2 separate regions of the Homo sapiens genome follow, and region 1 is linked to region 2. The links are chromatin loops, found by intact Hi-C in ENCODE. Cell type or tissue: gastrocnemius medialis. All regions are shown on one strand. Links, peaks and the distances in the headings refer to the core of each region. The heading gives the core; the rest is flanking DNA. Region 1 overlaps PPP1CB (protein phosphatase 1 catalytic subunit beta). Region 2 overlaps LOC100505774 (a long non-coding RNA gene).

The links. A loop is a pair of places that touch in the nucleus more often than their neighbours do. Peaks named below come from ENCODE experiments on the same cell type or tissue, not always from the same donor. Only the 100,000 strongest peaks of a DNase experiment are listed, where the experiment ranks them.
Region 1: a loop joins it to region 2, with 6 times the contacts of the local background. A loop is called at or near these places in 1 of 110 quality-filtered maps.

Annotation. Positions count from the first base shown.
Region 1 is chr2:28,766,272-28,781,821 of GRCh38, reverse strand. It overlaps PPP1CB (protein phosphatase 1 catalytic subunit beta), which reads right to left. Exons shown (of 8, transcript NM_002709.3): 2 at 4,840-4,971; 3 at 2,783-3,013; 4 at 1-84. Among named protein-coding and RNA genes, the nearest start is that of PPP1CB, 22 kb to the right of the region's middle. In gastrocnemius medialis, for the core only: no CTCF peak of the experiment used is centred there; a DNase peak (open chromatin) is centred at 3,271; H3K27ac peaks cover 7,854 bases.
Region 2 is chr2:28,711,695-28,727,244 of GRCh38, reverse strand. All of the region lies in intron 1 of LOC100505774 (a long non-coding RNA gene), which reads left to right. PPP1CB-DT (PPP1CB divergent transcript) reads left to right here. Exons shown (of 5, transcript XR_007086259.1): 5 at 4,239-4,977. Among named protein-coding and RNA genes, the nearest start is that of PPP1CB-DT, 32 kb to the left of the region's middle. RefSeq lists an enhancer at 3,763-4,263. In gastrocnemius medialis, for the core only: no CTCF peak of the experiment used is centred there; DNase peaks (open chromatin) are centred at 5,964, 9,674 and 10,704; H3K4me3 peaks cover 795 bases; H3K27ac peaks cover 3,814 bases.

The DNA.
Region 1 (15,550 bases), core at 234-8,233, 60 kb before region 2:
TCTCATCCACAATGGCTGCTATAGGCAGACAGTTAAAACAATCAGTGAAGGTCTTCCACAATTTAATATTAAATCTTCGTTTGCCTGTAAAAAGAACAGATAGAATAAATTAAAAAATCTAAAACTGTTCTCATCAGTTATCTCAAAGCCGCAGGATTATGAATGATTTCAATTTTCTTCATTTCTTCATGTTTATCTATAAAGAAGAACTTTTTCTACAATGCAAAGATGTTATTTACGTACTTTCAAAAAGGCAACAACTACAATAAACATTCAATACCTTCAGTAAAGTTACCAAGACTTCAAAGATTGTGCTGGGGGTAGGGGTGGGATGGGAAGATGTTGGTCAAAGAATACAAAGTATCAGTTGGGTAGTAGGAATAAATACAGAAGATCGATTGTATAACAGTGACTACAGTTAACACTATATTGTATCTTTGTAAAATGCTAAGAGTAAATTTTAAGTGTTGTTTTCTCCCAAAATGCTAACTTTTTGAGGTAATGCATATGTTAAATCAGCGGGATTTAACCATTCTGCAATGTATATATACTTCAAAACATCATGTTGTACATCATAAATACATAGAATTTCTGACAAATAAAATAAACCTAATCAAATTTAACACTTAAAAAATCCCAAAGATTGTGCTAGGTGTTTTATGAAATACATCAAACAATTTTTGTCTTTTAAGATCAGTATAATATAGCAATTTTTAAACAGTCTAATAGGCTCTTAGTTCATTTTTTTCCGTTCAGTGTGTGGACTAGTTAAATACCTAGCCAAATAAGCAAGCAGAAGTGAAAAGGTGCCTCTGGAAACTGTCCATTTTAACACTAATGCATTGATTAACACAGTATAAACTTATTGCCAAGGAAGGAAAATTTCCAAGTGTTTAACTAGTATTCTTTTGTGTGAATTACAACTTGGCACTATAGCAAGTATAAATAGAGGCACAAAGGCTATAATTTTCCTGTAGCCTAGCATAAAAAGCTACGACAAAGACAACCTCAAGTGTATGTTCACCTTTTTAGAGTTACTCGATTTTCCTGAATTTGGTAATAAGGTACAACTACTAAGCTAGGGAAGGGATGAAAGACACAAGTACTAACTTCCTGTGCTTTTATGCCACAACCTGCCCCTTAATGAGTAAGTACATAACTCAAAGCACTGTTTACAAGTTGCTCTCCCATACATTATTTCATTTGATGTCATTTCTATCCCCAAAGACATTCTTGCCTATCTTTTATCCTTTAAAAATATACCTCCATTTCTGATGTAGCTTTAGGAAGAATGTTGTAGTTTGATGTACTCCAACCCACTTTCTCTCTGCTAGTCTGATTTAAATAATTCAAACCACACACTACATCTCAGAAATAAAAATACAATACAAAATCAAATACAGAATCATTTCTATTAGAATGTAAGCTCATGGCTGGGCGCCGTGGCTCACACCTGTAATCCCAGCACTCTGGGAGGCCGAGGCGGGTGGATCACCTGAGGTTGGGAGTTCAAGACCAGCCTGATCAACACAGAGAAACCCCATCTCTACTACTAAATATACAAAATTAGCCAGGGAACGTGGTACATGCCTGTAATCCCAGCTAATCGGGAGGCTGAGGCAGGAGAATCGCTTGAACCCGGGAGGCGGAGGTTGCAGTGAGCTGAGATCGTGCCATTGCACTCCAGCCTGGGCAAGAAGAGCGAGACTCCGTCTCAAAAAAAAAAAAAAAAAAAAAGAAAGAAAAGAAAAGAAAAAAGAAAAAAGAAAGGCTATTTTCATTAAGCATTGGAAGCCTGATACAGCCTTTTTTCACTACAAGGACATACAGTCCCAGCTAGGCTGATGACCTGCTATTTGGCTGGACAGGGAAGGCCAATCAATGCTGGAGAAACACTTGGGAAAAAAAATGTAAGCTCCATGAGAACAGAGATCATCTGTATTGTGTATTGCTTCACGCACTGTGTTCACAATAGTGCCTGCACATATAACATACCCTCAAACTTTGTCAAATCATTATATAAATCAAGGAGATATGAGTTTGAATAGGTCTCTAACATAATTAAGGATTGAAAAAAAGCAAAAGTAGATTCTAATAGGGAAGACAGCAATAAAAAATTCAATTTGAAGATTATAATTGATTCTAAGTAGTAATTAACCAAATAAATACTTACTCCCGTATTCTAATAAAACCAAAAGACCATATTTGAACCTAGTAGGGTATTTTAATAATAACACTTGGAAACATACAATACCAAATCGTTGATTTCCTACTAATGAAAAAGAGAGTAAAATAAGGATACCCCAGAGTATTCAGTATCTTTATCTTTCAAGGTTTACAGACATAGATTTAAATTCTAATAATATTAAACTTTGACTTTTAAATAGTTTCACAGAACTTCTCAATAATTCTTGTGACACAGGACTAATAAAAGCTGTCATACCACAAGAATGCCGAGAGTTAAAACCTTAATGGACACTAGAAAACCAAGGGCCACTGCCTACAGTGACTTCTGTTTCACCTGGATAGTTTACTAGATAAACTAATTTTAAAAGAGCCTCTTCAGCCAAGTAAGCTGCAGTCAATCTGAAATATGACCAAGGAGATCTCAAGGAACCAATTTAATTAGTAACATGTTTCCCAGTTTCAGGTTCCTCTTCCTGGCCTATGCCTGACAGATCTTATTTTGAAAAAACTCTGAATCAAAGCAACTCTTCTGAACCAGAAAATTATTAGGCAATGTTTCCATGAATTACTTTTCTAAGTCTTTATTTTCACTTACATTCATCATAGAATCCATAAATGCGATTGATGCTAGCACACTCATGGTTTCCTCTTAAGAGAAAGAAGTTCTCTGGATATTTGATTTTATAAGCCAATAGCAAACAAATGGTTTCCAAAGACTGCTTTCCTCTGTCCACATAATCTCCTAAGAAAAGATAGTTGGCTTCTGGTGGGAAACCTCCATATTCAAATAATCTCAGTAAATCTGTATATTGTCCATGAATATCTCCTAAAAAGAGAAAGAGTCAGTTTTAGAAAAATTGGTTACTGTTATAAGCAGCTTCTATGAAATGATTCCCAATGTTCACATCCTGTGTAATCCTCCCCTACCCTTGAGTATGGGCTATATTTGGTGACTTACTTCTAATAAGCGAAAGTGAGATGGGCTGTCACTTCCAAGATTAAGTTACAAAAGACTGTGACTTTCATCTTGCTTGCACTCTCTCACCTTCTTCCATGCTCGCTGATGAAACCAGCTGTCTAATGAAGCATCCCACGTAGCAAAGAACTGAGGGAGGCCTCTGACCAACAGCTCATTTGGAACTGAGGCTCTTAGTCCATCAGTCTATAAGGAACTGAATCCTTTCACAGTTCAACCTTCAGATGACTGCAGCCCGAGATCACGCCTTAATTGGAGCCTTGTGAGAGACCCAGAGCCAGAGGACCCACTAAGCTGTTCCTGAATTCCTGACCCACAGAAATTGTGAGATGGTAAATTAATGTTGCTGTAAGCCACAAAGTTTTGGAATGATTTATTATACAACAATAGGTAACTAAAACAATTTTATTATCTGGTAGTTTAACTTACGTCACTTTTTAACACCAAATATGGAGACAAATAGTAAACCTTTAGAAATATGTAGTACAAATAACTTCCATTACCTTCAAGTTATTTCTATATTACATTTTAAAGAACACCTTCAAAGAATACTTTAATTCTAATAATTTTAAGATCACCTCTAAGTAACTACATTTGCTTAAGTTTATACAGGGGATTGATTAGTTCCCCCAAATTCTGAACTACTACCTCTTACTTGAAGGTGTGATATTCTAAGTTAACTGATCCATTCAACAAACATTTATTGGCCAGCTGCGGTGGCTCATGCCTATAATCCCAGCATTTTGGGAGGCCAAGACAGGTGGATCACCTGAGGTCAGGAATTCAGAACCAGCCTGGCCAACATGGAGAAACCCTGTCTCTACTAAAAATACAAAAAGTCAGCTAGACGTGGTGGCTCACACCTGTAATCCCAGCTACTCAGGAGTCTGAGGCAGGAGAACCACTTGAGCCCGGGAGGTGGAGGTTGCAGTGAGCCAAGATTGTGCCATTGTACTCCAGCCTGGGCAACAAGAGTGAAACTCTGTCTCAAAGAAAAACCAACCAAACAAACAAAAAACAAACATTTACTTAGCGAGTATCTCTTATTTGCTGGGCACTGTACAAAGGACTGTAAAAAAGTCACTGTAAAACTTAAAAGAATACAAGGTATAAAGTAGTATAATCTTCAAAACAAATTTAAATAACATCAAAGTTAGAAGACCACAGATATCGCCATATTGACCCTCTAAATTATACACCTATTTTTTTCTAACCAGTGTACTATGATGCCCTTTTCGTGACATCCTTGACAACACTAAACATCAATCTTTGGTATTTTTTTATAATCTGACTAGAGTTGGAGACTTGCTTTAAATTGCACATCACTGATTACTAAAAAAAGAAGCTGACGTCCTTATGTTTACTGGCCATTTGAATTTCTTCTAAGACCTTCCTCTTCCTATGTTATTTTTATACTGTATCGCCTTTCTCTTATTTATAAGAACTCTTTATATATTATAAATAGAACTCCTTTTATCTGTTGATATATAGCAAGTATTTTCATCTTGTCTGTAACTTGTCATTTTTATAAGTTTCAATTTTTATACACTTTTATTTAGTAAAGCCTACTGATCTGTTTTATACAAAAATTTCAAAAAATGTTTTCTCTAGATCTTAAACATGGGAGGAAAAACATGATTCAAAAGAGTTGTTTCCAACTTTACCCATTTACATACCACAAATTTTCAGCGGTGCTTCCAATTCCAAAAGAATAGGCTGGCTGAGAAAGATCTCCCGAGACTTGATACATAAGCCTCGAACTTCTGCTTCAGTCATCTGCACAATCTTTCCTGGACGACATCCTCGTACTGACAAACGATAAATAAAACAGTCAGTTTTCTAAAATTTACTCATAATAATCTTTCAAAAAGAGTCATGCCCATACTTTAAAAATCAGAAAAGTCACACAGGCAGCAAATTACCCTATTTGGTCCCATGGTTTAAAATAATGTTATTCTATGATCTCTGACTTCTATTTTCATTGTTACTGGTTCCTGATGATGCTCCTCAAGTCTGCTGTTGATGAAATGCAGTCCTGTTTTTTGCTGTCCTGTGACCAACCTGGGGCCTAGTAGCCAAAGAGACTTAAAAGATTTCAGGGCCGGGCACGGTGGCTCATGCCTGTAATCCCAGCACCTTGGGAGGTTGAGGTGGGTGGATCACCTGAGGTCGGGAGTTCAAAACCAGCTTGATCAACATGGAGAAACCCCATCTCTCCAAAAATACAAAATTAGCCAGGTGTGGTGGCGCATGCCTGTAATCCCAGCTAATTGGGAGGCTGAGTTAGGAGAATCGCTTGAACCCGGGGGCAGAGGTTGCAGTGAGCTGAGATCGCCCCATTGCACTCCAGCCTGGGCAACAAGAGCGAGACTCCGTCTCAAATAAAAAAAAAACAAACAAACAGAAAAAAAACAACAACAAAAAAAACACACACAAAAAAACATTTCAGAGCCCGCACCCTTTAAGGTCTGGCCTGCTTATCTCGCATCTAGTAGGATGTCAAAACAGCCTCATTAAGAACAATGTGCTATGAAGAAAGGGAGATTAAATAGTAATTGTCAGTAGGTGATTTAGCTTCACACACTTTCTTGGAATGTTACCAGCAGTCCCCAAAATTTTAGCAACTCCTATCTCTACTTTCTGATCAAAAGAAATACAAAAAAGATATCAGCTATGTATTAAAAATTAACTTATCGTTACATTCCCAATAGATCATTATATTAAAACCTCTAAAGGCTATTTAGATGGAGTGAGGCATCTTTGCATTACTGAGCCATAAGATAATATGGTTTCCAGTAACTTGTGGGATGAAGGGGAACAGAATGTTGCATGGAGAGACAGAAGAGTTCCTTATTTGCCCCACTGAACTCAACTTGTAATCATTTCCTCTCATCACCATCTCCCCTGACTCCCTTTAACCTTAAATTTACAGCTGAGCTCTCATTTAATCTTAAGTGAAAGAGCATTTAAGAAAAGAAAATAGGCTGGGAGCAGTAGCTTGCCCCTGTAATCCCAGCACTTTAGGGGGTCAAAGCGGGAGGACTGCTTGAAGCCAGGAGTTCGAGACCAGCCTGGGCAGCAAAGCAAGGCCCTGTGTCAACAAAAGATGTTTTTAAAAAACAGAATTAGCCTAGCATAGTAGAGAATTGCTTGAGGCCAAGAGGTTGAGGCTGCAGTGAGCTATGATGGCACTAGGGCATTTCAGTCTTGGTGACAGAGCAAGACCCTGTCTCTGCAAAATAAAAATAAAGGCCGGGCACGGTGGCTCACACCTGTAATCCCAGCACATTGGGAGGCCAAGGTGGGTGGATCACTTGAGCTCAGGAGCGCAAGATCGCCCTGGGCAACACGATGAAACCCCATCTCTACCCAAAATACAAAAAATTAGCTGGGCATGATGGTGCATGCTTGTGGTCCCAGCTACTCAAGGCAGAGGTTGAGGTGGAACGTTCACTTGACCCCAGAAGGCAGAGGCTACAGTGAGCTGAGATCGTGCCACTGCACTCCAGCCTGGGTGAGAGTGAGACCCCATCTCCAAAGTAAAATAAAATTCCACATATTTCTTGCTAAAAATTGCTGATTCCTTTGTCAGGTCAATAAGAGGCTTTAAAAAAAAAAAGGCCTCCACATGCAAAAGCTATATATTCCATTAATATATTAATATAAAAGTAAAAAGGAGGCAATAAACAGGAGACACAGACAACATTCAAATGTGCTTTAGCAAATATGCTAGTTTATAAGACTATCCCTGAAATTCAAAACAATGATCAGCAGAACTGCTTTTATTATGGGAACTGATATAGCTTCATTAGTGCTTGTTCTCAAACATCAATTACCTACTTCTGATGCATATTTGGGTTTTTCTAACACCAAAAAGACATCTCAGCTTTAGTTTTAAATGTGGAAGATTTTAGTTTAAGAAAAAAAAAATGTGACCAGGTGCGGTGGCTCATGCCTGTAATCCCAGCACTTTGGGAGGCCGAGGTGGGTGGATCACCTGAGGTCAGGAGTTTGAGACCAGCCTAGCCAACGTGGTGAAACCCTGTCTTTACTAAAAATACAAGAATTAGCCGGGAGTGGTGGCGGGTGCCTGTAATCTCAGCTACTTGGGAGGCTGAGGCAGGAGAACTCCTTGAACCCAGGAGGTGGAGGTTGCAGTGAGCCGAGATCGCACCACAGCACTCCAGCCTGGGAGACAAGAGCGAAATTCTGTCTCAAAAAAAAAGTATTCGCCTTGGAAGAATTAAGGGTCTCAAACTGCTTTCAGATAACAAACACACAGCTAAAAGTACTTACAAACTGTATTAACTCATTCAACAAATGTTTGAGAGTCTACTGTGTATTAGTTGTTTATAGAGAACAGCAATGAACAAGAAGAACAGTACATTATCAAAACTTAGTTGTAACTTGACTACTAAGTCAAAAGACTAATGTGGGTCACTTCAATATGTCAATTTAAAATATTCAAATGACAGTGGTGAATATTTTACCTAGTATTTATTTTATTCCCTCTGTATAATTTTCACTTCTCAAGTAATTGTGTAACATTTTTACAGAACTATAAAGTGCTTCAACTTGTAAGTCAAGCAAATCCACAGAAACTAAAAATTTACCAAAAACACACTGCACAGAAACTTTTTATATTTTCACTAACTGTAGGATGCACATTTCTCCCTTAACTAATATCTCTGAAGTTGTGAGACTCTTGCAATTAAAAGCTTCTTACAATTATAATTGGCAGCCCCCCCCACCAACTTAGTGGCACATAAAAGTGCATTTAATAATCAGTCACATCTTAAGAGTTGATGAATGCAGTTAGAGAAGCTAAAGGTTTTCCCAATGTTTAAAACTCTGACAAGAGTTTTAGAAATTAGAAATAAATTAGCCAAAGGTTGGACAGAATAAGGCAGATGTCCCAGGGCAATCCCAGCTGTCTTCCAATTCAAAAGTCCTGCTCCTTTATGTACTCTCAAGACTTCTGAAAAAAAGGAAGAAATCATCCGGGCAACCTGTTACACAGGGCAACTAGACTGCTATCACAGCATCCATGAGGGATTCCAGTGTTTGGATATCTGAACGCTGCTGGATTATAAAAATATTATAAATCAGCATACTTCATTAGGTGCAAAGCACCTTCACATCAATCATTTCATTTAATCCTTTTCACACCCCAGGAACTGAAAAGAGAAGCTATTCTTTCCACTGTACAATGACAGAGATTCAATAACTCGCATAAGATCACAGTGCCCAGGTTTTATAAGACTGATAGGAGTGAGAAGCAGCAGAGAGGGATTCAGACTTAGTCTTCTAACTTAAAGGCCAGTACTTTTTCCACTTCACCACATAAAATTTTTGGATCAAAAATTTCCTAGAAATTTTCAGCATGTAGTAATTTCAGACCAGATAAAATCCCATGATAGCAAATATCTACCATACTTACTACTGTTTAGAAAATATTTTAACATATTACATACATATAGTATACTAACTTTATGGGTGTAACTCAACGAATTTTAAACTATCTATATACCTGAGTAACCATCATCCAGATCAAGGTACAGAATGCTTCCTGCAACCCTGAAGATTCCCTTGTACCCTAACTAATGACAGTAATGCCTGAGGTTACTATCCTTATTGCTATCAGTATATATTGATTTGATGTATTTGTGAATTAGACTTTTAGATAAAAAGAAACATAAGAATGCTCTTTTGCTCATTATTGCATCTGTGAGATACATCCATATAATTGTGTTTAACAGTCATTTGAAATACAGGCTGAGTATCCCTAATCTGAAATCCAAAATGCTCCAAAACCGAAACCTTTTTTAGTGCTAATATGATGCTCAAAGAAAATGCTCATTGGAGCATTTCAGATTTCAGATTATCAGATTACGGATGCTTAACTGGTAAGTATAATACAAATACTCAAAAATCTGAAAAAAATCCAAATTCCAAACACTTGGGGTCCCAAGCATTTTGGATAAAAAATATTCAACCTGTATTCCATTCTATGAACATATGACAATATCTTTACTACTCTATTTGGATTATTTCCAGTTTGGGGCTATTACAAATGCTATGAATATCCATGGGCATATTTATCTTAGGTATGTATAGAACAAAGCAGTAGAACTGCTCGGGTCAGTTTATTTCATTAAGTAGTAGATACCATCAGTTTCCCAAAGTGGCTATACCAATTCATAATCCTCCTAACACTGTTGGTCCATATCTTTACTGATACTGCAAATTATCAGTATTTTTAATTTTAGTCATTTTGTTGGGTATATGGTGGTATTCGTTGGATTTAATTTGATTTCCCCGAGGACCAAGGTTGTCAAGTACCCTTTTTTTTCTTTTTGAGATGGAGTCTCGCTCCGTCACCCAGGCTGGAGTGTAGTGGCAAGATCATGGCTCACTGCAACCTCCACCTCCCGGGTTCAAGGATTCTCCTGCCTCCTGAGCAGCTGGGATTACAGGTGCACACCACCATGCCCAGCTAATTTTTGTAGAGACAGGGTTTCACCATGTTGCTCAGGCTCATCTCGAACTCCTAACCTCAAATAATCTCCCCGCCTTGGCCTCCCAAAGTGCTGGGATTACAGGCGTGAGCCACTGCACCTGGCCATTGAGTATCTTTTTCATGTGCCTAATAGACCCTTTAGGTTATCTTTTTTTTTTTTTTTGGACAAGTTCGTTTTAAGTCTTTTGTTCATTCTTTAAAACTGGACTTTTTCCATCTCTTCATGCTATCTTTTGATGAACAGAAGTTCTTTAATGAATTTAAATCTTAAAAAATCTTAGTCAATCTTTTTTTGGTTAAGGCCTTTTGCATCTTATTCAAGAAATTCTTGCCTTCTCTAAACATATTTCCTTATGTTTCCTTCCAGATATTTTATTGTTTTAGCCCACTTCATTCTATAACCCATCTCAAATTAATTTTGTGTATGGTTTGATGTAAAGGTCAAGGTTTTTATCTAAGCAGATACCCAGTTGATTCAGCACCATTTATCATAAAGATCATCCTTTTCCCCACTGAACCGCAATGGCAGCTTTGTAGAAAAATCAGGTGACCATACAGGAACAGGTCTGTTTTTAGCCACTATATAGCTCATTACCCCATTTGTCTATTTTTGCATCAATACCACAATGTCTTAATTACTATGGCTTTTTATAAAGTCTCGGTATCTAGTAATATAAACATCCCAATTTTGTTCTTTAGATTTTCCTTTTGAACTTTCAAATGTTTTAAAATTGGCTTGTGTCTAGCCCCTCCACCCCCAAACTTGTGAGGTGTTAAATTGGGAATAAGGCCGAGTACAGTGGCTCATGCCTGTAATCCCAGCACTTTGGGAGGCCGAGGTGGGTGGATCACCTGAGGTCAGGAAGAGACCAGCCTGGCCAACATGGTGAAACTCCGCCTCTACTAAAAATACAAAAATTAGCCAGGCGTGATGGCAGGTGCCTGTAATCCCAGCTACCCAGGAGGCTGAGGCAGGAGAATCGCTTGAACCCAAGAGACAGAGGTGGCAGTGAGCCACGATCGTGCCACTGCACTGCAGCCTGGGCAACAAGAGTGAAACTCTGCCTCAAAAAAAAAAAAAAAGGGTGGGGGGGGGGGAGCAGGGAATAAGTAGGTAAGTCTAGACAGAATTGGTATCTTCACAATTTCAAGTCTTCCAATCCACAAATATGGTATCTCTCCTTTTATTTATTTCTCTCAGCAATGTTATATACTCTAGTATGGCAGTCTTTCACGTTTTTCATTAAATGGATTTTGGCTGACATCTGTGATGTCATTTCTTTCAAATGTACTGAGGGGTGCTTTATGGTATAGCATATGGTATATTTTAGTAAATGTTTCATACATATTTTGAAAAGCATATATATCCTGAAATTATTGAGTGAAGTGTTCTATGTCCGCCAAGTAGGTCAGGGTGGCTGTGTTGTTCAAATCTTTATCCTCGCTGATTTTTTCCTGTTTGTTCTACTAGTTACTGAAAGAGGGGCACTGATCTATGGTTGTGGTTTTGTCTATTTTAACTTTTTATAATAGTTGTCAACCTTTCCTTTTAGTTTTAGACCTATACTATTACATATATAAAAATTTTAGATATTTTTCCATTAAATTTATCCTTTTAGCATTATATAATGCCCTTCTTTACCTCTAGTGTTATTTCTGGTTTTAGAGCTTTTTCCAACATAAATATAGCCAAGTCAGCTTTCATTTGATTAATGTGTGCATGATATCGTCTCCCCCACACCCCCCTCCCCCCCCCCTTTTTTTTACTTCCTCATTTGTGTCCTTAGATTTAAAATACATCCCTTGTAAACAGTATCTATAATAGTTAGGTCTTCTGAGCTTTGCATTAATTTCAATGTTTGCTCCTTTTCTTTTTGAGATGGAGTCTCACTCTGTCACCCAGGCTGGAGTGCAGCGGCATGATCTCAGCTCACTGAAACCTTTGCCTCCCAGATTCAAGCGATTCTCCTGCCTCAGCCTCCTGAGTAGCTGGGATTACAGGCACCCACGCCCAGCCAATTTTTGTATTTTTAGTAGAGATAGGGTTTCACCATGTTGGCCAGGCTGGTCTTGAACTCCTGACCTCAAGTGACCTGTCCGCCTTGGCCTCCCAAAGTGCTGGGATTACAGGTGTGAGCCACGGTGCCCAGCCAATATTTGCTCCTTTTACATTTAATATAATCATCGACGAAGTTGAGTTTAAGTCTACCATTCTGTCATCTGTTCTGTTTGTCCCATCTGTTCTTCATTCCTCTCTCTTTCCCTGCATTTCTTTGGAGTAATCAGTTATTTTTTTACTATTCCATTTTCTCCTCTATTAGCTTTTCGTTATATATTCTTTTTTCATTTAGAGGTTGCTCTAGAGATTACAAATACACTTTTGACTGATTACCACCCGCCTCCAGCCTTTTGTTCTACAGTTGTCGTATTTTTGTTTCCACATATTTTAAATCCCACAAGCCACAACTATTATTTTAAACAGTCAGAATTTGTATTTACTCACATTTATCCTTACCATTGTTCATTTCTTTCTGCAGTTCTTTGCTTTTATCTGTTATTTTCTTGCAACACAAAGAACTTGCTTTAATATTCTCTAGTGTCAGCATATCAGCAATATATTTTCTGAGCTTTAGTTTGTCTTCATTTTACTTTACTATTGAAGGATATTCTAGATTTAGAATTCTAGACCAGCCTGACCAAGATGGAGAAACCCTGCCTCTACTAAAAATACAAAATTAGCCAGGCGTGGTGGCACATGCCTGTAATCCCAGCTACTCGGGAGGCTGAAGCAGGAGAATCGCTTGAACCCGGGAGGCAGAGGTTGCAGTTAGCCAAGATCACGCCATTGCACTCCAAGCCTCGGCCACACGAGCAAAACTCCATCTCAAAATAAATAAAGAATTCTAGGTTGTCATTTTTTTTCTTTCAGTGCTTTAAAGAGAACACCATTCTATTGTCTTCTGTCTTCCACAGTTTCAGGTGATAGATCAGCCATCATTCATATTATTGTTCCCTGAAGATAATGAATTTTTTCTTCTGACAGCATTTAACATTTTCTCTTTCTCTTGGATTTCTAGCAGCTATGTTCAATATGGTTTTCTCTCTATTTACCCTGCTTGGAATCACACAGCTTCTTTAATATGTGCTTGGATATCTCTGTTTTGGAAAATTATTAGTCAATATTTCCATCCCATTGTATGTCTATCTCCTCTCTTTCTGGGATTCCTATTATACATGATAGACCTTTCCACTGTCTATCAGCAATACATAAGTCTCTCATGCTTTCTTCTGTACACTTTTTTTTTTCTGTCAGCACTAGATAATTTCTATTGGTTTTTGGTCAATTCAGTTTCATTAGCTTGTCCAAAACAGCATATCCTATTTTGGTGAATGAAATACTGAATTATGGATACAAAATTGTAGAAGTTTTAGATAATACCTTTCTCCAAAGAAGGCTGTTTCCTTTTAGCAGCAGCACAGCAGTAACTCATTTTCCTGAGGGCTGGTCTGTTTTAGTTTTGCCTTCAATCTTAGGCAGTGGTCATGATGGGGCCACAGTGGAAAACTCAGGGTGTAATAAGGCCCCTCTAACTTGGCAGGATTTGAACTTCCATTTTTGCCTCTCTGGCATTAGATACTGAAATGTCTGCTCAGATCTTTAGCTTTTCAGCTACTGTTTTCTGCTGGGTTTCTTCTCTTGCTTATGTGTACCTCTGAAGTCAGTCAATGACTTTAGAGGGACCTGACTGCAGATTTTGAGGTTAGATTTTATGTGGTTCTCTCCTCTCCTGGACTTAAGCTTCAATTGCTTTAGTGGCCCCAAACTTCCACCTTTCTTCCTTAGCCCAGTGAGACCGTCACTTTTTATTTGGGATCTATTTCCCCTATGCCACAAACTAGGAAATGTCTCCAGGGAAAAAAGCCAGGGTGACTGGTGAGCTCACACTATACGCTTCCCTTGTCAAAGATCAAAACCCCTCAACAATTTTCTGTGTTGGCTGCCTCTTCAACAATGGAATGGCTGCCGAGAGGCACACAAAATGTGATTATGCATACACTAGAAATTCAGGTGATTACATTAAAAAAATTGAGGAATGACTTGTCAAGGACTAGACACCATGGCTCCTAATCCCAATTTATTTCACCTGACTTAATCAGTCACACAACTTTGGTGGGAGCACCAAGGTTTCCTGACTTCCAGTAAGGTTATCTTTCTACAATCATGTTTACATTAGGAAAGGCAGAAAAACTACACCAGTATTCAGCAAACTAAGGCCAAGGGGTCAAATCTAGCCCAATGCCAGTGTTTGCATGGCTAGGGGCCTAAGAATAATTTTTTACATTTTTTAAATGATTGCAAAAAAGCAAAACAAAAGAATCCTCTGTGACATATAAAAATTATATGAAACTCAAATTTTGGTGGCCATAAAGTTTAATGAAGCATAGCCACTTATTTATCACTGGACACATTCATGCTACAATGGCAGAGCTGAGCAGTTGTGATGGACTACATATGGTACTCTCATCACTTCACACTGCTTTTCGGTGCATCACAAATTATACAGATGCAGTTACAACCTGGCAGCGTCATGGGTGTCACGATTATTGCTGTACTGCAACATTTTATTTACTTTTACTACCAGTGCATACTCATCATGTCAAAGCAAAAAAAGTGAACTTTGAATGTTGTGTTTTTAAGACACAATAAAGTGTGGATTATGTTATTTAATTGGGTGCTAAGGCATTGTAGTCATTATGTAGCTGTGCTAAAAAAAAAACCACAACATATACTGATGTTACCAGATGGAGCACTCACCACAGCATTCCCAATTCATAGTAAAGCAATGGTAAGGGAACTTTTTAAAAAATTAAAATGAAATCTCATCACAGCAGAATTTCTTCACAAAAATAAAAATGAGTCTGCAACTCAAGTTTCCAAGTGGCCCATTTGTTAGCCAAGTTAAGTCATTTATCAATGGTGGGTTAATTAAATTGTATCTGATTGGAAAAGCTGAAGAACTATGTATTTTTTGAGACAATAAACTTTTTTTTTTTTTTGAGATGGAGTCTTGCTCTGTTGCCCAGGCTGGACTGCAGTGGTGTGATCTCGGCTCACTGCAAGCTCTGCCTCCCTGGTTCACGCGATTCTCCTGCCTCAGCCTCCCAAGTAGCTGGGACCACAGGTGCCCGCCACCACGCCCGGCTAATTTTTTGTATTTTTAGTAGAGACGGGGTTTCACCATGTTAGCCAGGATGATCTCAATCTCCTGACCTCGTGATCTGCCTGCCTTGGCCTCCCAAAGTGCTGGGATTACAGGCGTGAGCCACCACCCCAGCTGAGACAATAAACTTTTAAACGCCATTAGCCTTTCTGTAAAAACGGTGCTTGAAGAGTTGAGAACACTGGGAGCAAAATTAGTAAACAATTAAAAAACAAGCCAAATGGTTCTGAGTGGTGTTCCTTGGCTCTCGATGACAGGTATTACCAATACTTGTTATTTGGGGAGCCAATCCTCATTCGAAGTGACTGAAAAGTTACCCTCTATAAATAATCTATGTGGAACAACTAGAGGCAAGAATATTCTCAAAGCAGCTGAGAAAAACTATTTTAGTACAACCTGAAGTGTAATCTGCTAAGATATGTCACAACTGATGATGGTAAAGTAGAAAAATACTTAGTTGGACTATTTTACAAAGTCTGAGAAAATGTAGGATGTTTGAAGTCTGGTGCAGTTTTTTTGTGGAAAAATATCTTAATCAGGTATTACTGAACCACAGGCATCAATGGTCAACTTCATTTGCTCTAATGAACTTAACCACTGTCAGTTACATGACTATTTGTTAGTAATAAAAGCTGAATATCCTCA
Region 2 (15,550 bases), core at 5,160-13,159:
GTTTAGTAGGCAGTCTAAATATATCATTCCTATTACAGCTTTTTCATTACATATTTTATTCTTTGGAATTTAAATCACTTAAAATTTTTATTTACTTTAACTCAAAATATGCAGATGAGCAGATTCATGTATGACCAGAATGTAAACCAGGATCACAGAGCAGCCGGAGAGGTGGTGACAGAACCATCGATGGAACCCTGGGCTCCAGGTTCTGACTCCTATTTTCACTCACTAATTTTTTTTTTTTGAGATGGAGTCTTGCTCTGTCGCCAGGCTGGAGTAGAGTGGCACAATCTCTGCTCACTGCAAGCTCCGCCTCCCGGGTTCACGCCATTCTTCTGTCTCAGCCTCCCAAGTAGCTGGGAGTACAGGCGCACGCTGCCATGCCTGGCTAATTTTTTTTTTTTTTAATGGTATTTTAGTAGAGACAGGGTTTCACCATGTTGCCCTAGCTGGTCTCGAACACCCGAGCTCAGGCAATCCGCCCACCTCGGCCTCCCAAAGTGCTAGGATTACAGACGTAAGCCATCGCGCCCGGCCTATTTTCACTCTTTATTGCAGTGATTCTTGAATGCTGCTATGGATAGGGATGGGGACAGGGGTGGGGTGGGGAGCTCTGTGTAGTTTGAAAAAGATTTTATCCCTGTTAATTCCCAGTGGAAATTCACTGATCTACAATTCATCTGATTTTGCCTTGGTCTTCTTGAAACCTCTTCAAACAAAACAAAACAAAAAAATAACACTCAAGCTGGAGAATGGTTCTACTTATTCAGAAGTGGCCAGCAGAAGAGCTATAGAGAACAGAGTGATTCCCAAATCAGCAAACCCCATGAGCTTGGATGATTCAAACCAAGCTGTCGCCGGGATCAGCTTCATTCACTGGCAAGAACCCGCCCAATAAATCGCAAGATAGAACCACTTTAAGTCCTCTCTTTTCTAAAATAGGAGTGTGTCTCCTACTCATTTTGTTCATTTCAAAAGGATCAAAGACAAGTAAATTTTTTTAGACTATGAATCTGTGGCAAATGGGTAACTTGAATAAGATAAAATCATTCTCCATCAAAGGAAGGTGGATTGAAGGGGTAACACACTCTCAAACTACCCGCAACAACACCTCCCCCCAACAAATAAAATGTAAATGTGAGATTTTAAGTAGGTTAATAACATAAAACACTCAGAGGAGCCAAGAAGAGACTCTGGCATCAACATTATAGAAGTACTATGGCTGGCCAGGTGCGGTGGCTCACACCTGTAATCCTGCACTTTGGGAGGCAGAGGCAGGCAGTTCGTTTGGGCTCAGGAGTTTGAGACCAGCCTGGGCAACATGGTGAAAACCCATCTCTACTAAAAATACAAAAATTAGCTGGGGGTGGTTGTGCGTGCCTGAGGCTGAGGTATGAGAATCTCTTGAACCCGGGAGGTGGAGGCTGCAGTGAGATGAGATCATGCCCCTGCACTCCAGCCTGGGCAACAGGGTGAGAGCCTGTCCCAAAAAACAAACAAACAAAAAACAAAACAAAAAAAGTAACTATAGCTGCATACAGTTTAGCTATTAAACACCTTATTTGAAATAATGTGAGCCGCTAACTAGAATCATATACATTTTAGAATTTAGGTCGACCCTAGAGAAATTTTCCAGGTGAAGAAACTGAATATCTGCTCTGGACGCAGAATCTGAGGGCTGGGCTGGACCAGGAGCCTTGTGCGTGCCTCTAGCATAGCACATAGCATAGAATGCTCTAGCCTGAGCTCCTGGACTGCAGACCATATTCTTTCTCTTTCTATTCCTAACAGCTAGGAAAGTGTCTGGCGCTTAGTAGGTGTCTAGTAATTTTTAATACACCAGTTGGAAGAAGCAAGAGTGTAAATCCTAGGACAATAAGAGAAAAAGTTTAGAGGAAAAATCCTTCTCTGATCTCTCAGAGCATGGTAGGGCGAAATTACCCCAAAAAGCAAAAGTGACCTCAGTGTGGCTTTTTTTAGGTGAACCTCCCAGTCACAGGTAAGTATTTGCCAGACTGCCCAGAGCGATCACTTCTGTCATCGCTATTAATAACATGGCTTGCTTATTTTGTCTTATTGGAGTATTAGAATGAGTTCACTTGCAATTAAGTTCCCTGCTTTAATTACAGCAGAAATAAAAAATAGGTAGACAAGTGACTTTCATTCAAGTATTTCAGACATGTTTCACTTTTGAAATCTGAAGTATTAAATATTAAGCATCTTGTTTGAAGTTAAAAGTACAGATTATCTCATCACGGAAAAGATTAAATTATAATGCTATCTACCTTATGATTAAAATGGCTTGTCAGATTTTAGTAGCTGTTGAAAGAATCATATCTTTTCTGTATCTAAATTGTTTGATTCTTTTCCCTGAAAAGACAAAAAATACCGTGAACCCTTAATTTCAATAGCACAAAGAATTGTGCCTTCCATATTTATAAACCAGCCACAGGACAAAGGGAAACAATATGGAATTAAACATTACATTCTCTTAAGAAATATTTTCTTTCAGGGTTAAATAAATATCTTTATGCTTTTCCATTTTCTTTTTGAAACAGAGTAACCCTATGACATTTCAAAGTGAAATAGCTACACACACAATTTTTATAGAGAGGCTAGGATGACTTTTTTTTAGAACAAGTATAATTAACCACACACACAGCATATTATTCATTGTCCTATGACCTTTTATTTAATTTCATATTCTGAAAATGTTTGCTTCTAAATTTACTCAGGAAAATGAGGAAATGTTATGGTTGCTTTGCTGGCTGTATATTACAGTGAAGTATACCCAGAATGGTTTTCAAATGTAGATGTTAAAAAATATCTGTTGTTTGCCTGCTTTGGCATGTAAAAGTTTTAACAAAAGCATAGTAATTTGGATTTATCAGAGAGACCCCCCAGCCAAGGTCTTCAAAAATTCTAAGTAACTATAAAGTATGGTGCCCGGTGGGGTCAAGGAGAGGAGCACACCCACTGGAGTACGGGACAAAAGTCAGTGGCTTTGGATGTCCCTGAAAAGTCTCCTTCCCCCTGCCCTCCCAGCCCCCACTGCTGTCCTTCCTATTCCATTGCCTCCAGGGTCCATGATGTGGCTGTGTGGCGGGAGTAGATCAGGGGTTAAACATATATACATATATTTTAAAAGTTGTAAAATCCCTTCCACTAAAACAAAAACATAAACAAAAACCCTCTATTACACAGCAGGTGAAAAGGACCTCCTGTGGTTGATCTGTGGTTTGGGGGTGGGGGTCAGAGGCACCTAGGAATATATGAAATGAAATTTTGGAATCTCTGCTCTAATATGCCTGCCATTACAAGTTGGGTCACTTTCCTTACTCTAGTGTGATGCCATTGCCTAGGCCAGAGCCACTTATATGGGAGTGCAGCTTGTGCCCTGTGCCAGGTGCCCAACCAAGAGGGACATTAGGGATAAAAATCCAGCCCTGGCTTCTCTTGCTGCGTCTGGCTCCCTGGTGCAGGGCTGATTCTGCAGGGAAGAAAGGGCCTCCTTTGTATTATGTCTGCCTGAGGGGGATGTAGTTTTCTTTTTCTTTTTCTTTTTTTTTTTTTTCCGAGACAGAGTCTCTCGCCCAGGCCGCAGTGCAGTGGCACGATCTCGGCTCACTGCAAGCTCCGCCTCCTGGGTTCACGCCCTTCTCCTGCCTCAGCCTCCCGAGTAGCTGGGACTACAGGCGCCTGCCACCATGCCTGGCTAGTTTTTTGTATTTTTAGTAGAGATGGGGTTTCGCTGTGTTAGCGAGCATGGTCTCAATCTCCTGACCTTGTGATCCGCCTGCCTTGGCCTCCCAAAGTGCTGGATTTACAGGCGTGAGCCACTGCACCTGGCCTTTCTTTTTTTGGGGGGAGGGGGACAGAGTCTTGCTCTGTCACCTATGCTGGAGTGCAGTGGCACGATCTCAGCTCACTGCAACCTCCGCCTCCCAGGTTCAAGCGATTCTCTTGCCTCAGCCTCCTGAGTAGCTGGGATTACAGGCACCCGCCACCTCACCCAGCCAACAGGGTTTCACCATGTTGGCCAGGCTGGTCTGGAACTCCTGACCTCAAGTGATCTGGCTGCCTCAGCCTCCCAAAGTGCTGGATTTACAGGCGTGAGCCACTGCACCTGGCCGAAAGCCAAAACATTTTAAACAAAATGTGCTCTATACTTCAATCTTGACAAATCCATAACATCATTAAAAACATTTGTTTTGTTTTGTTTTGTTTTGAGACAGGAGTTTCACTCGTTGCCCAGGCTGGAGTGCAACGGCGCGATCTCAGCTCACTGCAACCTCCGCCTCCCCAGTTCAAGCGATTCTCCTGCCTCAGCCTCCTGAGTCACTGGAATTACGGGCGCCTGACACCACGCCCAGCTAATTTTTTGTATTTTTAGTAGACATGGGGTTTCACTATGTTGGCCAGGCTGGTCTCGAACTCCTGACCTCATGATCCTCCTGCCTCAGCCTCCCAAAGCACTGGGATTACAGGTGTGAGCCACTGTGCCTGGTCCATTAAAAACATTTGTAAAGCTATGGTGTTGATAAAGTATTATGAAAGACTGCAAAAAAAGATGGCTAATTTTTAGTTATTATTGCACATGTTTAGAGGAGCTAATGACATTTTCTATGATTAATAAAAGACATTATTTATGTTTTTATTTATGTATTCCACAACATTTATTTTATTTTCTCCATTTCAGGAAAACCACTATGTTGTTACAATAAAGATTTTCATGTAATTTGTGTTCAATTGATAGTAATAATGTAACAAGTTAAAAATGAAGGTAATTGTGTTTAAAATTTGAGCATATTTTCATCAAAATGTAAGTTAAAGTGATTGTAAATTTTAAGATCATAATTACTTTGTATATCTTCAAGAAAATTATTGTTTTAAAATATTTATGCCTATTAAAATTAGAAGGCAAAATAAAAATATATGAATACCAACATTTTAAATAAAAATCATTTAAATAAAGCTGAACTTTTTTTTTTTTTTAAGAGGTCTCACTGTATTGCCCAGGCTGATCTTGAAGTCCTTGGCTCAAGCTATCCTCTCACCTAGGCCTCCCAAGTGCTGGATTACAGGCATGAGCCACCATCCTGGACAATATGGTGAAACCCCATCTCTACAAAAAATACAAAAAATAGCCGGACGTGGTGGTGCACGCCTGTAATCCCAGCAATTTGGGAGGCTGAGGTGCGAGGATGGTTGAGACTAGGAGGTGGAGGTTGCAGTGAGCTGAGATTGTGCCACTGCACTCTAGCCTGGACAACAGAGCCAGACCTTGTCTTGGGGGAAAAAACGTAATAAGAATTGTTTGCTATTGCAAAATGTCCATGGTCACAATGCACAATGTGCAACTGTTGCAAATGCCACTTAATTCCCAAGTACCTCCAGAACTCGGAGTTGGAAAACAGAGAAGCTGGAAAAGGGATCCTCAGCATTCCTAGCCAATGATACTTGGTAATGCAAGAATCTATTGCATTCATATTCTCTGAAAGGAGGAATTTGACAACTTAATTAATTTGTCCTTTTTTACGTAAGAGTTTCTGCCACTCAAATCTTTGCAAAGCCATTTTTTTCCCCTAATGTCAGCAGCAACACAACCCACAAAGCTTTTTGTTTTGAAGACATAGGGCAAGAGAGATACAGAAGTGTTTCTGTGAATCCTGAATGGTGTTATCTCAAGAAGAAATGTTTAGGGTCATGAGTTGCACTGGACCAGCATGGAGGGGCTGGATCCCAGGGCCAGAGGCACCCCTATGTCTTTTTTTTTTTTTTTTTTTTTTTTTTTTCTCCTGAGAAAGAGCCTTGCTTTGTTACCCAGGCTGAAGTGCAATGGTGCAATTTCAGCTCACTGCAACCTCCACCTCCCGGGCTCAGGTGATTCTCTTGGCTCAGCCTCCTGAGTAGCTGGGATTACAGGCACACGCCACCACGCCCAGCTAGTTTGTATTTTTAGTAGAGACGGGGTTTCACCATGTTGCCCAGGCTGGTCATGAACTCCTGACCCCAGGTGATCCACATGCCTCGGCCTCCCAAAGTGTTGGGATTACAAGCGTGAGCCACTGTGCCCGGCCACCTCCATGTCTTTTAATCAGCTTTGTGTGTGTTTGTTAAACGTGGAATACAGGTCAGAGGTCTCTGCTGTTTGCATTTCACAGTGCTACTATCTGGAAGTTTAGGATAAATCATTCTTTTAAAAAAAGGCTGTGTCAGAATTCAGGCACAGATATTTACATGGTAGAATGCCCACTTTAATTAGCAAATTACAAATAGAAGTCGTGCTGAAATTTTGCCTCTCATTTTTCTGTGAGAGTAGTTTTCTTTTTTTTCTTTTTTTTAGACGTAGTCTGTCTCTGTCATGCAGGCTGGAGTGCGATGGTGCGATCTCAGCTCACTGCAACCTCCACCTCCCGTGTTCAAGCGATTCTCCTGCCTCAGCCTCCTGAGTAGCTGGGATTACAGGCGTGTACCACCACGCCCAGCTAATTTTTATGCTTTTAGTACAGACGGGGTTTCATCATGTTGGTCAGGCTGGTTTTGAACTCCTGATCTTGTGATCTGCTCGCCTCAGCCTCCCAAAGTGCTAGGAGACATTTAACGTTTTGAGGAATTGCTAGATTATTTTTCAAACTGGCTATACCATTTTGCATTCCTGCCAGCCATGTGTGAGGGTTCTGGTTTCTCCATATCCTCACCAACACTTGTTATTATCTGTCTTTTTTATTATAGCCATCCTGGTGAGTGGGAAGTGGTAATCTCATCATGGTTTTGATTTGCATTACTCTGATGGCTAGTGATGTTGATAGTTCTTTTTATCTAGCTATTTCTGAAGAGAGAGAAAGAATGACTATGTTTGTGAACATCTTCATTCAATACTGTGCTCATGGTCTTTAGATATAGATTAATTCATAGAATGTAAAATTAGAAGGGACCTTAGACCCAGGTCAGGTACCTGCTTTATACCATAGCTCACCTGCAGTGCTGGGTGTCAACTACTTCCACTAGTCAGAAAGTTCTCATCTTTGGTGGGTTTTATTTTTATTTTTTGATGGAGTCTTGTTCTTATTGTCCAGGCTGGAGTGGAGTGGCATGATCTCAGTTCATTGCAACCTCTGCCTCCTGGGTTCTAGATATTCTCCTGCCTCAGCCTCCCGAGTAGCTGGGATGACAGGTGCCTTCACGCCTGGCTAATTTTTGTATTTTTAGTAGAGACAGGGTTTCACCACGTTGGCCAGGCTGGTCTCAAACTCCTGACCTCAGGCAATCTGCCCCCTTTGGCCTCCCAAAATGCTGGGATTATAGGCATGAGCCACTGTGCCCGGCTGACTTTTTTTTTTTTTTAATGAAATCTTTTTCTGAAACTTTTTTCCAGAAACTTTTAGTCACTAAGCCAAGCTTTGCTCTCTGAAGCAAGGCAAAGCTCTCTCTTCATAACTCAGCATTCATCTCCTTCATTCGGCTAAATCCACAGATATATTTTTAAAGACAGCTTTGGGCTGGGTGCGGTAGCTCACCCCTATAATCCCAATACTTTGGAAGGCCAAGGTGGGTGGATCACTTGAGGTCAGGAGTTCGAGACCAGCATGACCAACATGGCGAGACTCTGTCTCTACTAAAAAATACAAAAATTAGCCAGGTGTGGTGGTGGGCGCCTGTAATCCCAGCTTCTCAGGAGGCTGAGGCAGGAGAATGGCTTAAACCTGGGAGGTGGAGGTTGCAGTGAGTGACATCTTGCCATTGCGCTCCAGCCTGGACGATATGGTGAGATCCTGCCTAAAAACAAAAACAAACAAACGAAAAAACCAGTTTTGGCAGCCCACTAAGTTGTTGCCTTTTTCTTTTTCCTTTAGAGTTAATGAGCCCAGCCTGAGGCTGCTATGCAGATCTGGCAACACTTACCAGGCTGTAGCAGCTCAGCTGGGATTCACCTGGAAAGTGGGTAGATCAGAAGGTTCCAGACCAAAGTCTGGGTGGAGGAGGCTTAAGTAACTTGAAGAAACATACTCTGAAATTGCCCGCATGTTTTTTCCAGTCACTCTATTTAGTTTGAAATTTCAAACCATTTTAAACAAGGGTATGTGGTTTTTATGTTTACTGAAAAGGAACAATTTTTTCTTTTTTCTCTTTGAGACAGAGTCTTACTCTGTCCCCCAGGCTGGAGTGCAGTGGTGCGATCTCAGCTCACTGCAGCTTCCCTCTGCCAGGTTCAAGCAATTCTCCTGCCTTAGCCTCTCGAGTAGCTGGGGCTACAGGCCTGTGCCACCATGCCCAGATGATTTTTGTATTTTATTTTTCAAGTAGAGATGGGGTTTCGCTATTTTGGCCAGGCTGGTTTTGAACTCCTGACCTCAAGTGATTCTCCCGCCTCAGCATGCCAAAGTGCTGGGATTACAGACGTGAGCTACCGCGCCCTGCCAGGAGCAAATGTTTTTAAAAATGTTGAGAATGTAGTCTATAAAAAGAGGGTCTCTGCCCTCCTGCTTACTGTATAAAAAGATACGTTTAGGTCATTTCACTCAACCCGGCATACTTTGAAAAGGCGCCTGCTGTCGCTTTGTGCACATGTGACTGCATAAGTGTGCGTCTTTGTGTGTTGCCATCAGTCCATTTGTCCCCCCAGTCTTCCATGAACCTGGCCTTGCCTCTCCGAGTTACTGGTCCCCAGTTCCCACTCTTCACACCTCTAAAGAAAGAGGATTCCAGCTGAGCGCGGTGGCTCACGCCTGTAATCCTAGCACTTTGGGAGGCCAAGGAGGGCAGATCATGAGGTCAGGAGATCGAGACCGTCCTGGCTAACACGGTGAAACCCCGTCTCTACTAAAAATACAAAAAATTAGCCGGGCGTGGTGGCGGGTGCCTGTAGTCCCAGCTACTAGGGAGGCTGGGGCAGGAGAATGGCGTGAACCCGGGAGGCGGAGCTTGCAGTGAGCCGAGATCACGTCACTGCACTCCAGCCTGGGCAACAGAGCGAGACTCCGTCTCAAAAAAAAAAAAAAAGAGGATTCCTTCTCCTGCTTCTACTCAGACCCTGGAACCCAACCATCATCTTTGTTCTCTCAAACCTTCCTCCATCTGGTGGATCTAGAGGAATCCCTCCTTTGTTGTGGGCAAAATGCCTTTCACCCTAAGTTAATTTCTCTCTCTCTCTCTCTCTCTCTTTTTTTTGAGACACACTTTCACTCTTTTGCCCAGGCTGGAGTGCAGTGGCGCGATCTTGGTTTACTGCAACCTCTGCCTCCTGCCTCAGTCTCCCGAGTAGCTGGGATTACAGGCACGTACCACCAGGCCTAGCTAATTTTTGTATTTTTGGTAGAGACAGGGTTTCGCCATGTTGGCCAGGCTGGTCTCTAACTCCCGACCTCAAGTGATCCGCCCACCTTGGCCTCCCAAAGTCCTGGGATTACAGGTGTGAGCTATTGTGCCCAGCCATAATTACTCTTATTTTGTATTCCCGACCCTACATCCCTCCTCATCCAAACTGATGCTTTTCTCTTAAAGGCACCCTGCCCCATTCCTTCCTGTCCCTGGAATGCACCAGACTTATGCTTCTCCTTTTTGCTGGGCTGGTCTCTCCCATTGGCACACTCTTGCAGCTGTTGTCCCCTGGGCTCACTCCTCTTCATGACTCAGATCCCAGCTCAGCTATCACTTCCTTTGAGAGGCCTTCCCCAATGGCCCTCAGACAAAGCCCAATGACAGCCGGGATTTCTGTCTATTTCATTCATGGTAGTATTCTCGGCATCTAGAACAGTTCCGGCACATGGCAGGCACTTGATGAATCCTTGACACTAAAGGAGCTTGTGTAAAAAAGTACTAGGTTGCGTAATTTCTGCCATTTTGAGTGAGGCCAGAAAAGAACTGAGAAATCAACAAAGAAAGGAGAAGCAAACGAGGGGGAAAAGACATGGCAGGGCAAAGGACAAAAATGGGTAGTTGGAGAACAAACAGGGGACAGGGTTTATGGCCTGTTCTCTCCTTTCCCTGAAATGGAAAATGCTTTCTGCTGTGATTAAAGCAAACACCAGGCTTAACTTGAAGTAAAGGACATCAAAAAGAAAAAAATATATAGAAAAGAGGACAATCCCCCCATTCTTCTAGCTTCCGCTTTCAGTTTTCATCAACAAAATAAAAATTGGTTAGATAGGTGTCAATTCCCACTGCACATGAGAAAATTGCTTATTTAAAAGTATCAGCATAAATGGGATCCAAAATCAAGGGGCACAGTTTTGTCTAAAAGAAAGAAAGAAAAGCCGTCCCTTCTAAAGTGCAGATTATTCTACCAGACTAGGTATGAAAGGGGAAAAAAATAAAAAAAAAAGTGCACATTATTTTCTAAAACTTTTTGGCTACTCTGTAAGATATTTTGTTCACAATTGAGTGAATTACCGGCCATGGCAGAGACTGACAATATATAAAGGATGTTCCCAACTCAGCCTGTTGTGCAACCATTCTTGATTTCTTGTGTCAAACTGGATCTTCTGCTTCCCTTGCCAACTGAAATCAAATGGATGTGTTAGGTCATAGCACTACTATGGAATAGTTTCCACACTTGTTTTTCTTTCTCCTTTCTCACCTCCTGTTTATTACATGTAACAAGTCAGATTGTAATTTGAAAGTGAGGAACTAAGGCAGCTTGCTAGCACGCTGAGGCTGAGCACTGCTGCTCATATTGTTTAGACTTTTGGTGACAGCCAGAGGGTATTAGTCACATGGTTGTTTGGGATGTGCAATCATCCGAGGCTAAAATGACATCACCAGAGTGCATTACACTGGAACTTAGCAAATCTGCACTGCAGGATTTGCCAAGGGAAATTAAACTGGTAGCTTTCTAAACTCCTCCCATCCCTCATGTGATTAGTTATATTTTTCTAGTGACTTCTGTGCTGAAGAGGAACCTTGTCCAGTTCTTCTTTCTGGTGTGTGTAAATGTCACTGAAACTAAGGCTTCATGCATGTGAAATCGTTACCAGTAAAAATGTTTTTTCTTCCTCAATTTACTTATCCAATGCTTTAGACCTCTGTACATGCTATGCTTTCTTACCTCTCTGGCTGGTGGTGTGTATTGTTTCCTCTGTTTGACATGCTCTTCTCCCTAGTCCTCGCCCCTCTGCCCCTTGTCTATCTGGTGAACTCTTACTCATCCTTTAAGACCATTTCAAAATATTTCTATATGAGTTTTCCTTTACCCCCTCCTCTTCTGATTCAGATAGTAACTTCATCCTGTCTTCCATCATTCATTTTAAGAGTGTATATCCCTTGGGCCGGGTGTGGTGGCTCACACCTGTAATCCCAGCACTTTGGGAGGCCGAGGCAGGCAGATCACAAGGTCAGGAGATCAAGACCACCCTGGCCAACATGGTGAAACCCCGTCTCTACTAAAAAACACAAAAAATTAGCCGGGTGTGGGGGTGCGTGCCTGTAATCCCAGCTACTTGGGAGGCTGAAGCAGGGGGATCCTTGAACCTGGGAGGCAGAGGTTACAGTGAGCCGAGATTGTGCCACTGCACTCCAGCCTGATGACAGAGCAAGATGCCGTCTCAAGAGAAAAAAAAAAAAAGAGTGTATATCCCACTGTTATAACCTTTATCACATTATACATTATTTCCATATGGAAGTTTTATGGGGGGAGAAACTATGTCTCCACATCCTTGTTTCCCTAGCATTTGGCACAGTCTTGGCAAATAGTAAGCCCTCAACATATGTTTATTCTCTCCTTCCTTCCTCAGTTTTTTTATCCTCATCACCATGTATGTTTTCAATTTGAAACAAAGTTTTATCAATTTTTAGATTACATACTTTGAAGATATGTTATTAAGGACATATAAGTTTAGAGTTGTTATAGCTCTCCAGTGAAAAAAAAATTTTTTTTTTTGAGACAGAGTCTCGATCTTTTGCCCAGGCCAGACTACAGTGGCGCTATCTCAGCTCACTGCAAGCTCCGGCTCCCGGGTTCATGCCAATCTCCTGCCTCAGCCTCCCGAGTAGCTGGGACTACAGGCGCCCGCCACCACGCGGGCTAATGTTTTGTATTTTTAGTAGGGACGGGGTTTCACCGTGTTAGCCAGGATGGTCTCGATCTCCTGACCTTGTGATCTGCCCTCCTCGGCCTTCCAAAGTGCTGGGATTACAGGCGTGAGACACTGCACCCGGCCTCCAGTGAAATTTTTATCAAATATAGTGACTCATTTCATCCCTAAAAATGCTTTTTGTCTTAAACTCATTTGTCTCATATTAATAACAACAACATTAGCTTTTTTGAAGGGGTGGCTATTTGCCAGATATATTTTATTTTCACTTTTATTTTTAATTTCTATTAGAGACAGAGTCTTGCTCTGTTACCCAGGCTGGAGTGCGGTGGCATTTGGCTCACTGCAGCCTTGAACCCCTTGGGCTCAGGCACTCCTTTTGCCTCAGGCTCCCGAGTAGCTGGGACTACAGGTACATGCTGCTGTGACCAGCTAATTTAAAAAATATATATTATTATTATTACTTTTTTGAGACAGGGTCTTGCTCTGTCACCCAGGCTGGAGTGCAGTGGTGCAATCACAGTTCATTGAAGCCTCAAACTCCTGGGCTCAAGCAAGTCTCCCATCTCAGCCTCCCCAGTAGCTGGGAGCATAGGCACATACCACGACGCCTGGCTAATTTTTGTATTTTTTGTAGAGATGGGATCTTACTATGTAGCCAGGTCTAGTCTTCAACTCCCAGTACTACAAAGCACTGGGATTACAGATGTGAGCCACTGTGCTCAGCCTCTATTTTTTACATACTTATACTTTCTGTCATTCTTGATCCTTACAGTTTAGCAAGCCTCTTATAAAAAGTATATATCTGGATTTCTAATATTTAAAACTCTAACTTTTTTTGTACTTTTAAAGGCCAATTTGATCCATTTACATTTACTATGATTACTGAAATTTGGATTCATTTCTATAACCTTATTTTGTGCTTCCTATTTGTACTGCTTTTTCTATGCTTCTTTCTCTCTTACTCTAATGTTGTAACAAACTGAAACTTTGTGATTCTTCCTTTTTCATAAACGACTTTGATGTTCGACTCATATGGGAGGACTGGTCTAGCAGGCTTCTATCTTCTGGTTTCTTAAAAGTTTCTTCTTTTAATTAGGACAATGAGAAGATTTCAGAGGATATTTATGACTAAATATTGCATCATCAAGAAAGAAAAACACTGTAGTCCCAGCACTTTGGGAGGCCAAGGCGGGCGCATTGCTTGAGGCCAGGAGTTCGAGACCAGTGTGGCCAACATGGCAAAACCCTGTCCCTACTAACAAAAAAAAAAAAGAAAGAAAGAAAGAAAGAAAGAAAAATAGCTAAGGGGAGACTTGGGAAAAAATTTTACTTTTCAACAATTCTCACTAGAGACTGAGGCAGTTTAACAGCCAAGTAGCTCATTCTCAAAATGATGAGTCAACATGGTGTGCAATGCTGGTTACAGTATAATGAGATCTGTGTAATATGTCTGCTCCCAGTGTGAGGATGACACCTAAGGGAAGGTCCTTCTGTGCTCAGCATGCCTGTACTGCTGTGTGCTACGTGACTTCATGGAGAAGCTCCCATGACTTGCTTCTGTTCAACTTACTGTAAAACCCTCATTCTTTTTTTTTTTTTTGAGACGGAGTTTCGCTCTTGTCACCCAGGCTGGAGTGCAATGGCGTGATCTCGGCTTACTGCAACCTCCGCCTCCCAGTTGTTTCAAGCAATTCTTCTGCCTCACCCTCCTGAGTAGCTGGGATTACAGGTACTTGCCAACACGCCCAGCTAATTTTTGTATTTTTAGTAAAGATGGAGTTTCACCATGTTGGCCAGGCTGGTCTTGAACTCCTGACCTCAGGTAATCCTCCTGCCTTGGCCTCCCAAAGTGCTGAGATTACAGGCATCAGCCACTGTGCCCAGCCTAAAACCCTCATTCTTTCAGTGAGCCATCATGGTATTTGTTTGGCCTCCTCTTGGCTAGAAATCAACAGAAAAGGGAGCCTTTATATTGTGTGACAGGACTTAGTTATAGTTGCACTGCCTGATGATCCAGCATATACTGTATCAATTTCAAGATTATTATTTAAATAAAAATACATAAGTTTGACATACTTAACAGTGACTATGTTTTATAATCTTTTGATGTTTCCTCCATACCTCTGGAAAAACAATTATACCATAGCAGTTAATAGCCTGGACTCTGGAGTTGCAAACAGACTGGGTTTTTTAAAATGTTACTTATTTTTATTTTTTATTTTTAAAATTTTGTTTTTAATTGACACAATAATTGTACATATTTATGGAGTATAGTGTGACGTCACAGACTGGGTTTTTGTTTGTTTGTTTGTTTTTTGTTTTTTGTTTTTGAGATGGAGTTTTGCTCTGTTGCCCAGGCTGGAGTGCAGTGGCGCCATCTCGGCTCACAGCAACCTCTGCCTCCCAGGTTCAAGCAATTCTCCCATCTCAGCCTCCCGAGTAGCTGGGACTAGAGTCACGCACCACCACACCTGCCTAATTTTTGTATATTTTAGTGGAGACGGGGTTTCACCATGTTGGCCAGGCTGGTCTTGAACTCCTGATCTCAAGTGATCTGCCTGCCTTGGCCCCCGCAAAGTGCTGGGATTACAGGCATGAGCCACTGTGCCCACCCAACAGACTGGGTTTTGAATCCTGATTTTTCCGTGTATTAGCTGTGTGAGGTAAGGCAAGTTACTTAATCATGATAAACCTCAGTTTCCTTATATTCTAAGTGAAGCTAAATCTAAACATAGGGTTTTTATGAGAATTTAACAAATTGAAACATATAAAGCCTTTGGCCTCAAGTTAGTACTAAAAAAAAAAGAAGTAGCTATTATAATGATTTTTTTAAAAAAATGAATAAGAAGCTTCTTGAAGGAGTTCCTTCTGCGACTCCCTGTTTCTCAGCACAGAGTACTAGGCATAGGAAGGAGTCTTGGGCTGGAGTTGGGCTAGAGGAGTATTGATCTTTCCACTTCAGAGATTTAACAAGCTGAGTATGGTGGAAATCCCTTTGACCTTTATTTATTTTTTATTTTTTTGTGAGACAGAGTCTCGCTCTGTCACCCACACTGGAGTGTAGTGGCGTGATCTCGGCTCACTGCAAGCTCCGCCTCCCGGGTTCACGCCATTCTCCTGCCTCAGCCTCCTGAGTAGCTGGGATTACAGGCGCCCGCCACCACGCCCTGCTAATTTTTTGTATTTTTAGTAGAGACAGGGTTTTGCCATGTTAGCGAGCATGGTCTCAATCTCCTGACCTCGTGATCTGCCCGCCTCGGCCTCCCTTTGAACTTTTAAGATGTCTTGAGGAGGTCAGGTGTGTGACTCATACCCTCATGTGTGTCATCCTGAATCAACAGATATCAGTGTGTATCTGGATCGTTGCTGCAATGATTGTGTTGCAAACCTGTTGCTTCTGCAGACATGACTTCTTTGATAAGGCTGGCATGATCTTATATCCTCAAGTTCTGATCTCTTCTGCAAACCCAGTTAGAAAGTTATGAGGTAGCAGAGTGCTGCTAACCTCATCT